Regions from separate parts of the Homo sapiens genome. Here region 2 is linked to region 1. Evidence: chromatin contacts called from ENCODE Hi-C or POLR2A ChIA-PET data. All regions are on one chromosome and are shown on one strand. The core of a region is the stretch at or near the end of the contact, and the rest is flanking DNA. Distances in the headings are between cores, read along the strand shown. Region 1 overlaps HSPA4 (heat shock protein family A (Hsp70) member 4). Region 2 holds the start of SAR1B (secretion associated Ras related GTPase 1B).

Region 1 (5,303 bases), core at 901-3,400:
TGACTTACATGGCAGGAGCTCTAATTATGCTTTAAAAATCTGTTGTGGAGATTGCTTTAAATGCTCCCTGCCTGGTGTGGGGATGGGGTCCCCCTCTTTGTGAGGGCTGGAGCATGGCACGGCATGGATTAACACGGCAGAGGAACAAAGGTGTGCTCTGAGCTTCTTCATATTTCACCTTCACCCTCACCTGTGTTCTCTTCCCTCTCTCCCAATAAAAGGGCTCCCATTATAAATGCCATGTACTTCTCTTGGGAAAATAGACCCCCTTGCCTAGAGTAAGTTGTTAACTGAGGGCTTTAAACCTGGAGGCTCTTCCTGAAAGTATGTTCATGAATACCCCAAGCATCAAGGTCTAAATAATTTTCAGAAGATTAGAATTGGGTAGATATACTGTTGGATATAGCCATGGTAAATTTAACTGAGGAATTAAATCCTTGTTAATTTTGGTGTAAAGATTTGTATCCTGGCCTGTTTATTCAGGTGGGAGATGTTCTGTATAATTTTGAGGTATAGCTTGAACTCCTAGAACAAGAGTTAAAAGTTCTTTTTAGCTCATTCACAATCACTTGTGTGTTAAGTGTTAATATCTGTCATGAACCTGCCAATTTGTACGTGTTAAGCAGCTGACAGATGATGCAAAAAAAACTAAGATACACTGGATTGTACTGGATGAGTCTGAAATTAGTGTTAAAGAAGTGTGGTGCCTGATGTTATAACAACACCTCATTCTTAACTGTGTGGCCAATGTCAGGTATACCAAAGCATTCCTCTGACTGCTTTTTGGGGCAGTGTTGACAGGAGTGAGGCATTTTGGAAACTCCAAGGGAAGCCTGTGTTTGAGGCCAGAGTTGGTACCTGCTTTAAGAAACTGTTACAGGGCTTGTTGGTAATGTTTTGAATCTTTGTAAAAATTGATATTCTGTATAACAGAGTGCCTCTCTGTTACTTTTGGCCTATGTTGTTAGAAATAAGATGCTATCTTGCATAGTTAGAATTAAGCGTTTGTCCATCTCTAGATAACATTGAAAAGTTTGAGTGTTACAGGCTCTAAAGTGCAATGGAGAACAATTGCTTAGGAGGAGGAAGGGGAAAGTATACTTATGTTGGTGTGTAAGCATGCATGGAGGCCTCGAGGCACCACAACAAGGCCAGGTTCTTAGCACATCCTCTGTTCTCTACCTGTCATGCTTCAAGAGTTCCAGCTGGCCTGCTGTGAAGCCAGTAGCTATTTTAAAAGTGCTGGCTGCAGGATTAAGCCAACCCTTTACAACTGGCCCAGACCGTAATGGCCATTTCTTCTTAAAAAAAAAAAAATTTTTTTTTTTTTTTTTTTTTTTTTTTTTTTTTTTTTTGGTGTGTGTGTGTGTGTGTGTGGGGAAGGGTGTGGGTGCTGGGATGGGGGTGAATTTCAAGTTGAAACACGATGATGTGGTCTGCTTGCTCTCTGCTTAGACAGGCTTTAAGACCAATTGGATTTTCATGGAGGCCAGGACAGAGAGTGGTAATTGATGGCTTGTGTACAGACAAGCATTTATCCAGGTTGCGTTATCCAAACTGATTTGTTAAAGCTCCAGGTCACGTTCTTACACTAAGAAAATCATTCAGTAAACATGAGACAAGTTTAGGAAAAACTAATAAAATAAACCTGTCTTAAACTTGAATGGTTTCCTTAATTCCATAATGAAGGCTGCTGGGTGTGTGTGTGGGGGTGTGTGTGTATGTGTGTGTGTCTGTGTGTATGTGTGTGTGGGGTGGGGGCGGGGGGTGTGTTTTCAATAAAAATGTTCTCTAGGAGTAGGAACCCTCTGAGCTAAATTTCACTTAACATCCGTTGAAGACTTCCAGTCTGAAGAGTGACAGCTGAAGCACACTGCCTACTTTGTGAGAAAATGTTGCCTAATTTTTCTGTACTCAAACTCTCCAGTTGAGTCTTGGCCCAGTTCCTTTGGTGTTAGGAATCCTTGTCTTGCTCCTGTGACTGGGCCTTACTTTGAGGGTTTTGTTAGCAGAAGGCGGGGGTTATGGCATAAAGGTAAGTGCTAGGACTTACACCTGGCCAAAGAACAGCGCGGTCCAGAGTGTGCTAGAATAGTTGGCGCCACTGGATGTGTGGTGTGGCTGCGTGGAATGTGTGTTGGTGTATGTATGTGGTGGTGATGGGTGTTTAAAGGGCACTAAGCCAGTGAAAAAGACCTTAACTGGATAAGGCATGGGTCTAGACGAGGAGGGGTCAGGGGTCTTGTTCCCTGGGTCATGCCCCTTGCACAGTCCTAGTCCTCTGGCTGTAGGAGCAGCTTACCTGCCAGGGCCTACCCAGGGCCTATTGTAGCCACGTGTCTGAGAAACGTGTGTCTAGTAGGTTTGGTTTCCTCCTGAGCATGTAAGTGGTTTCTGTAGGGGAATTGTTAGATGTGGTAGAAAGAGCTGAGATAGCTGGGTGTGGTGGTGTGCACCTGTGATTCCAGATACTTGGGGGGCTGAGGCAGGAGGATCACTTGAGCCCAGGTGGTCAAAGCTGCAGTGAACTGAGATTGTGCTATTGCAACTCCAGCCTGGGTGATAAAGTGATACCCTGTCTCCTTAAAAGGTGGGGGCCTGAGAGATCAGGGTTCTGTTGTGGGGCAGTGGGAGCTGCTTTGCAGGGGCACAGGGGGCCTGGGGGTTGTTGGAGGTAGTGGGACTTAGTCCACCTTTGAGGGGACAGCCAAATGAAGGGGAAAATTGCTGGTTTTGGTACCTGCAGGAAGAGGGAAGATGTAAGCATGGTTCCAGCTGAAAACCATGCTTTAGAAGTTGGGATAGTAGTTACTCTTTGTGGAGTAGTGACAACATGATGTGAGGCTTGGTGATGCTTGTTTTTTGATCTGACTTGATAGTGTACTCATGTACACTTGATCTATTTCAATAATTTTAAGTGGCTTTAACAGAAAGGTGTGTATTTTTTTTTTTTTTTTTTGAGATGGAGTCTCGCTTTGTCACCCAGGCTGCAGTGCAGTGGCGGGATCTTGGTTTACTGCAACCTCTGCCTCCCGGGTTCAAGTGATTCTTCTGCCTCAGCCTCCCGAGTAACGGACTGGAGGCGTGCGCCACCACGCACTGCTAATTTTTGTATTTTTAGTAGAGACAGGGTTTCACTGTATTGGCCAGGCTGGTCTCGAACTCCTGACCTTGTGATCTGCCCACCTTGGCCTCCCAAAGTGCCAGGATTACAGGTGTGAGCCACCATGCCTGGCCTACATTTTTACACACACAATGTAGGTTATAAAACTACATAGCCTCTCATGTTTTGAAAGAACATTAAATGGGTTTGCAATAAAAAAGCCAGAAGGATTTTCCCAGATGAAGTGGTTTTTAGGGTGGGATTGTGGGTGATTGTTTATTTTTGCTTGTTTCTGTTTTCAGAGTTTGCTACAATAAGCATTTAGGGCCAGGCATGGTGGCTCATGCCTGTAATCCCAGCCAAAGTGGGAGGATCTCTTGGGTCCAGGAGTTCAAGACCAGCCTGGGCAACATGGGGAGACAAGCCCCTACCCCCCACCGCCTCCTGTCACTAATAAAAGCATTTAGGAATTTTATAATGTTAAGAAAACTAGAAGTGTGTTTTAAGAAGAATGGCTCCAAGGTTTCAAACCTAGAATACGGGATATGATTGTACATGTGGAGCTTCTAGTCTTGAGTCATTGGAGATGTGGTGGGAGTTTAGATTGAGAAGTTTTCCTGGGTGGGGTTGAGACATCGAAGCTCCAGGTGGGTGTGGATGGAAGCTTTTGGGGCTGGAGTCGTGTTCCTCATTGACGGGATGAAGGCTTGTGTTGAGATGTGTTAGGAAGAGGAAGTAAAAGCTTTGAAAGAAGGAACTGCCAGAGAGGAGTTATGATGCATAAAGCATGTTGGGAGGAAGGGAGCTAGAGATGTGAGATGTGGCAGTGGCCAGCAGGGTTAGATGCTTCAGTAGGGTGGGAGCTGGGTGGGGTGAAGGGGCTTGAGGTGAGGCTGCAGGTGCTGAGTACTTGGTCAAGAAGCTTGGCCTCAGCCGCCCCGTCCGGGAGGGAGGTGGGGGGGTCGGCCCCCCGCCCGGCCAGCCGCCCCGTCCGGGAGGGAGGTGGGGGGGGTCAGCCCCCCCGCCCAGCCAGCTGCCCTGTCCGGGAGGTGAGGGGCGCCTCTGCCCGGCCGCCCCTACTGGGAAGTGAGGAGCCCCTCTGCCCGGCCAGCCGCCCCGTCCGGGAGGGAGGTGGGGGGGTCAGCCCCCCCGCCCAGCCAGCCGCCCTGTCCGGGAGGTGAGGGGCGCCTCTGCCCGGCCGCCCCTACTGGGAAGTGAGGAGCCCCTCTGCCCGGCCAGCCGCCCCGTCCGGGAGGGAGGTGGGGGGGTCAGCCCCCCCGCCCAGCCAGCCGCCCTGTCCGGGAGGTGAGGGGCGCCTCTGCCCGGCCGCCCCTACTGGGAAGTGAGGAGCCCCTCTGCCCGGCCACCACCCCGTCTGGGAGGTGTGCCCAACAGCTCATTGAGAACGGGCCAGGATGACAATGGCGGCTTTGTGGAATAGAAAGGCGGGAAAGGTGGGGAAAAGATTGAGAAATCGGATGGTTGCCGTGTCTGTGTAGAAAGAAGCAGACATGGGAGACTTTTCATTTTGTTCTGCACTAAGAAAAATTCCTCTGCCTTGGGATCCTGTTGATCTGTGACCTTACCCCCAACCCTGTGCTCTCTGAAACATGTGCTGTGTCCACTCAGGGTTAAATGGATTAAGGGCGGTGCAAGATGTGCTTTGTTAAACAGATGCTTGAAGGCAGCATGCTCGTTAAGAGTCATCACCAATCCCTAATCTCAAGTAATCAGGGACACAAACACTGCGGAAGGCCGCAGGGTCCTCTGCCTAGGAAAACCAGAGACCTTTGTTCACTTGTTTATCTGCTGACCTTCCCTCCACTATTGTCCCATGACCCTGCCAAATCCCCCTCTGTGAGAAACACCCAAGAATTATCAATAAAAAAATAAATTAAAAAAAAAAAAATAAAAAAAAAAAATAAAAAAAAAAAAGCAAAAAAAAAAAAAAAAAAAGAAGCTTGGCCTCTGAAATGAGGCATCAGTCTGCGAGAAAGGAGGTTGGGCAGTGTCCTGTGTGTAAATGGGGATGGTTCCCACCACTTACTTGAGACCATTGGGAATCTTGGAGTTGCCAGTACATTCCTTGGATGTACTTGGCTTTGGCTGGGGCAGCCCTGGGCCATGACCCTCTAACCTGGAATGCCACTGTTTTTGTGAACTGCTATTTTGAGCAGATATTGCAAGAAGTGTAGAAACT
Region 2 (5,325 bases), core at 2,213-4,712, 1.5 Mb after region 1:
CTGGGCAACATGGGAAGACCCCGTCTCTACAAAAGAAAAAATACAAAAATAGGCCAGGCACGGTGGCTCACCCCTGTAATCCCAGCACTTTGGGAGGCCGAGGCGGGCAGATCACGAGGTCAGGAGTTCAAGACCAGCCTGACTAACATGGTAAAACACCTTCTCTACTAAAAATACAAAAATTAGCTGGGCATGGTGGCGTGCACCTGTAATCCCAGCTACTCAGGAGGCTGAGGCAGGAGAATCGCTTGAACCTGGGAGGCAGAGGTTGCAGTGAGCCAAGATCGCGCCACTGCACTCCAGCCTGGGCGACAGAGCAAGACTCCATCTCAAAAAAACAAACAAACAAACAAACAAACAAAAAAAAACAATTAGCTGGGTGTGGTGGTAGGCACCTGTAGTTCCATCTACTCAGGAAGCTGAGGTATGAGAATTGCTTGAACCCGGGAGACGGAGGTTGCAGTGAGCCAAGATCGTGGCACTGCACTCCAGCCTAGGCAACAGGGCAACATTCTGTCTCAAAAAAAAAAAAAAGAAAAAAAAGAAAAAGAAAACGAAGGATAAAACCATGACAAATATAAATAGTAGAAAATTTTTAAGAGTGGCCAAGGTGAGGGCTGGGCACAGTGGCTCATATCTGTAATCTCAGCACTTTAGGAGGCCAAGGCAGGCAGATCACTTGAGGTCAGGAGTTCGAGACCAGCCTGGCCAACATAGTGAAACCCCGAGTTGGGATGAGTATTTAAAGTGAGCGAGCGTAGAAATACTATGCTCAGCCAAGTGAGTACTTAACGAAATGAGTGTAGAAGGCTGGGGGAGGTGGCTCACGCCTGTAATCCCAGCACTTTGGGAGGCTGAGGGGGGCGGATCACCTGAGGTTGGGAGTTCGAGACCAGCCTGACCAAAAAGGAAAAATCTTGTTTCTACTAAAAATACAAGATTAGCTGAGTGTGGTGGTGTATGCCTGTAATCCCAGCTACTCGGGAGGCTGAGGCAGGAGAATCGCTTGAACCCAGGAGGCAGAGGTTGCAGTGAGCTGGAGATCACGCCATTGCACTCCAGCCTGGGCAACAAGAGCGAAACTCTATCTCAAAAAAAAAAAAAAAAAAAAAAGTAAGTGTAGAAATACACCTATAGCAGGACACAGTGGCTCACGCCTGTAATCCAAGCACTTTAGGAGGCCAAGCCGGACAGATCACTTGAGTTCGGGAGTTCAAGACCAGCCTGGCCAACATGGTGAAACCCCATCTCTACTAAAAATACAAAAATCAGCAGGATGTGGTGGTGCATGCCTGTAATCCTAGCTACTTGAGAGGCTGAGGCAGGAGAATCACTTGAACCCTGGAGGTGGAGGTTGCAGTCAGCCTGGAGCCACTGCACTCCAGCCTGGGCGATAGAGCGAGACTCCGTCTCAAAAAAAAAAAAAAAGAAAAAAGAAAAGAAATACTAATATAGCATTCCAACTTGTAAGCTTCAAATGATGTGGCAATGATTTTCATTTCCTTTTCTATTTCTTTTTTTTTCTTTTTTTTTTTTTTTTTTTTTTTTTTTTAGCAACAATGTCTTTTTCTTTCACCCAGGCTGGAGTGCAGTGGCATGATCACAGGTCACTGTAGTCTTGACCTGGCTTCAAGCAAACCCCCCATCTCAGCAGCGAGTAGCTGGGACTACTGGCCTGCTAGCCAGGGCCCTGCACCCAGCAAATTTTTTTTTTTTTAATGTAGAGACTGGGTCTTGCTATGTTGCCCAGGCTGATTTTCATTTCTGTTAGACTCATCTTTTTTCTTAATTCTTGCTTGAATTTCTATTCCAGTACAATAATGCAAGTCAAAGGAAGGTTAAAATATACCTTATTTAAACTGCTAATCTTTGTAATTACTGACAGTGCATCTCTGACATTTCTAAAATGAAGACACCTTCCTTTTCTACAAACTCAGAAAATGCCAATGAACTATCTTAACATTTTTTAAGTTCAAAACATTTTGGTGACAGACACAAGTCTACTGAAAGGTATAATAGTAGATAATCATGTTGCTTTGCTATACTGGCACCACCATTTATTTGTCATCTGTAAAATGACAGCTAGTGCCTTACTCATAGTAGTCAATAAATGTTCCTTTTCTTTCCTTCTTTCATTGTTTCAATGTGACCTACTCTTCACTGATACTTTAACACGGAATATAGGACGTCTTCAAAGACACTTAGTAATATAGAGGCTGATGTAAGAACACACAAATAAATAATACTATGTTTAATTTTTCAAGTTAAAAGGACTTCTTCACCTCATTTTGTCCACTGTACCAAACACCTTAAATTGCTGACGAATTTGGTTCTTTCAGCTAACAATGTCAAAGTTTTAGCTGTTTTAAAACAAATCTTCTTGGAAAAGCTTCAACACCTTAAAAATCAGTACAGTGGCCCACTGAGGTGGCTCATGCCTTTAATCCCAGCACTTTGGGAGGCCGAGGCGAGCAGATCACCTGAGGTCAGGAGTTGGAGACCAGACTGGCCAACATAGAGAAATCCCATCTCTACTAAAAATAGAAAAGTTAGACCGGATGCGGTGGCTCACGCCTATAATCCCAGCACTTTGGGAGGCCGAGGCAGGCGGATCACGAGGTCAGGAGATAAGAGACCATCCTGGCTAACACGGTGAAACCCCATCTCTACTAAAAAATACAAAAAAATTAGCGGTGCGTGGTGGCGGGCACCTGTAGTCCCAGCTACTCGGGAGGCTGAGGCAGGAGAATGGCGTGAACCCGGGAGGCGGAGCTTGCAGTAAGCCGAGATCGTGCCACTTCACTCCAGCCTGGGCGACAAGAGGGAAACTCTGTCTCAAAACAACAACAAAAATTTAAAAAATTAAAACAAAAATCAGTACAGTTTTCTCAACAGTGTATCTTTTTTCCACTTAACTGGGACTTTGGGCTACGGAAAACGTTAACCAGTACTAGTAAGGAAGCTCAATTTGCCTCTACACTAATTGGGAGCGCTGAAAACACCAGGCCGTGTCACAGCCTCTTCAGCTGTCAGTGAGACCCGCCACCTTCACCTTACCAGGTAAGGAAACTGAGGCCCAGGGGAAGGAAGGGGCTTGCCTGCAGCCACCTCGTTCTTTCCTGAAAAGACCAAGCGTCTGACAGCAGCAGTGTTCTGCCTCGAGGGCTATCAGACGGCCCCGCGGAGCATGGATGAGACCTGTCCTCCCTCGCGCCGCCTAACCCCGGGGTGAAAAACAGGCGCCCCTTCACGCAGTGCCACAGGCAGGGACTCAGAGTAGGTCTTGGCCCTAAAAGTGCGCCTTCTAGGGGATCCATAGCTGCTGCCCACCGGTCCTCCCAGAAGGAGGGGCTGTCACTCACCTGCGACTGGAGGGAACGCAATCCCCTACTTGGCGTTGGCCGTACACCAGGAGACCGAACTGCAAAGCGCGATGGCTGCCGTGGCCCCAGTTCGCATCAGCCCCTTCCGGGCCGGCGGGTGCCTCACTAGCGACAGTCCGCAGGACCGCGTCGCCGAGCGCCCTAGGTTCCGCCTCCTGGCAGTCTTGCCGCCAATTCCCCAGTTGAGCGAGGCTGCTCGCAACCCCTAACACCGCCTGGGTCTCCCAGCCGCCTGGTCTCCCCACACCCGCCCGCCCGAAGGGATTTTAGGGGCCTGCGTGCCGAGAAAGGAACACCCCATGCCTCCCTAGGGGAAATTACTTTTGGCATTTTTTTTTTTTGAGACGTTGTCTCGCTCTGTCTCCCAGGCTGGGGTGCAGTGGCACGATCTCGGCTCACTGCAGCCTCCACCCCCTGGATTCAAGAGATTCTCCTACCTCAGCCTCCCCAGTAGCGGGGACTACAGGCACCCGCCACCACTGTCCGGCTAATTTTTTTTTTTTTTGAAACGGAGCCTCGATTTTGTCGCCCAGGCTGGAGTGCAATGGCGCGATCTCAGCTCACTGTAACCTCCGCCTCCCGGGTTCAAGCGATTCTTCTACCTCAGCCTCCTGAGTAGCTGGGAGCACAGGCGCGCACCACCATGCCCGGCTAATTTTTGTATTTTTAGTAGAGACGGGGTTTCACCATGTTGGCCAGGCTGGTCTCGAACTCTTGACCTAAAGTGAACCGCCCGCCTCGGCCTCCCAAAGTGCTAGGATTACAGGCGTGAGCCACTGCGCCCGGCTAATTTTTGTATTTTTAGTAGAGACCGGGTTTCATCATGTTGGCCAGGCTGGTCTCAAACTCCCTAGCATAAGTGATCCACCTGCCTCAGCCTCCCAAAGTGCTGGGATCACCACCGCGCCCTGCCTAAAATACATTTTCAAAGTACACGTGCTTATTGAATTCATTTTTTTTTCTTTTTTTGTTATTTGTGCTTATTGAATTCACCAGTGATTTACACAATGTAGCTACGTACCAGATAATGTGTTGGATGCTGGTTATTCAGCTTTTATTCAGCTGGTTATTCAGTTGTTTTATAGACGGTCTTGGCCAGGCGCGGTGGTTCACACCTGTAATCTCAGCACTTTGGGAGGTCAAGGTGGGTGAATCACCTGAGGTTAGAGTTCAAGACCAGCCTGGCCAACATGGTGAAACCCCATCTCTACAAAAATACGAAAATTACCCAGGCATGATGGCAGGTGCCTGTAACGCCAGCTACTCGGTAGGCCGAGGCAGGAGAATTGCTTGAACCCGGGAGGTGGAGGTTGCAGTGAGCCGAGATTGCACCATTGCACTCTAGCCTGGGCGACAGAGCGAGACTCTGTCTCCGTCTCAAAAAATAAATAAATTAATTAAATTAAAAATAAATTTAAAAATTATATATATATATAGACGGTCTTGCTCTTTCTCCCAGGCTGGAGTCCAGTGGTGCTATCATAGCTCACTGCAGCCTCAATCTCTTGGGCTCAAGGAATCCTCCCATGTAGCTGGGACCACAGGCGTGTGCCACCAGGCCCAGCTAATATTTGAATTGTTTTGTAGAGATAGGGGTCTCATTATGTTGCCCACGCTGATCTTGAACTCCCGGGCTTAAGCGATCCTCCGGCCTCTGCCTCCCAAAGTGCTGAGATTACAGGAGTGTAGTCAGATAGTCAGCATTTTTTTTTTTGGAGGCGGAGTCTCACTCTGTCGCCCAGGCTGGAGTGCAATGGTGCGAGCTTGAGCTCTGCTCACTGCACCTCCGCCTCTCAGGTTCAAGCAATTCTCCTGCCTCAACCTCCCAAGTAGCTGGGATTACAGGCGCAGTCCACCATGCCTGGCCAATTTTTTGTGTTTTAGTAGAGACAGGGTTTCATGGTGTTGCCCAGGCTGGTCACACCCGACTAATTTTTTGTAT

What was found. A loop is a pair of places that touch in the nucleus more often than their neighbours do. ChIA-PET counts read pairs that join two places held with the same protein, here RNA polymerase II (POLR2A). Pooled maps may share reads with other maps.
Region 2: a loop to region 1 is called in a pooled map, with 5 times the contacts of the local background. The contact joins the promoter of SAR1B here to the enhancer-like site in region 1. A Hi-C loop is called at or near these places in 1 of 168 maps with a recorded cell type or tissue (B cell), 1 of 37 single-sample maps with no recorded cell type and 1 of 50 pooled maps. POLR2A ChIA-PET finds 5 or more read pairs at or near these places in 2 of 52 experiments (T-cell and activated B cell).

The regions. Positions count from the first base shown.
Region 1 is chr5:133,104,786-133,110,088 of GRCh38, forward strand. It overlaps HSPA4 (heat shock protein family A (Hsp70) member 4), which reads left to right. Exons shown (of 19, transcript NM_002154.4): 19 at 1-1,664. Among named protein-coding and RNA genes, the nearest start is that of HSPA4, 55 kb to the left of the region's middle. RefSeq lists an enhancer at 3,732-3,781. Within about 2 kb of position 2,151, at least 4 of the 41 ENCODE cell types and tissues checked have a DNase peak (open chromatin) inside an H3K27ac peak, as active enhancers do; they include B cell, where a contact is called at or near this core.
Region 2 is chr5:134,629,366-134,634,690 of GRCh38, forward strand. SAR1B (secretion associated Ras related GTPase 1B) reads right to left here and starts at 3,463. Exons shown (of 7, transcript NM_016103.4): 1 at 3,363-3,463. RefSeq lists silencers at 3,175-3,284, 3,335-3,384 and an enhancer at 3,358-3,914.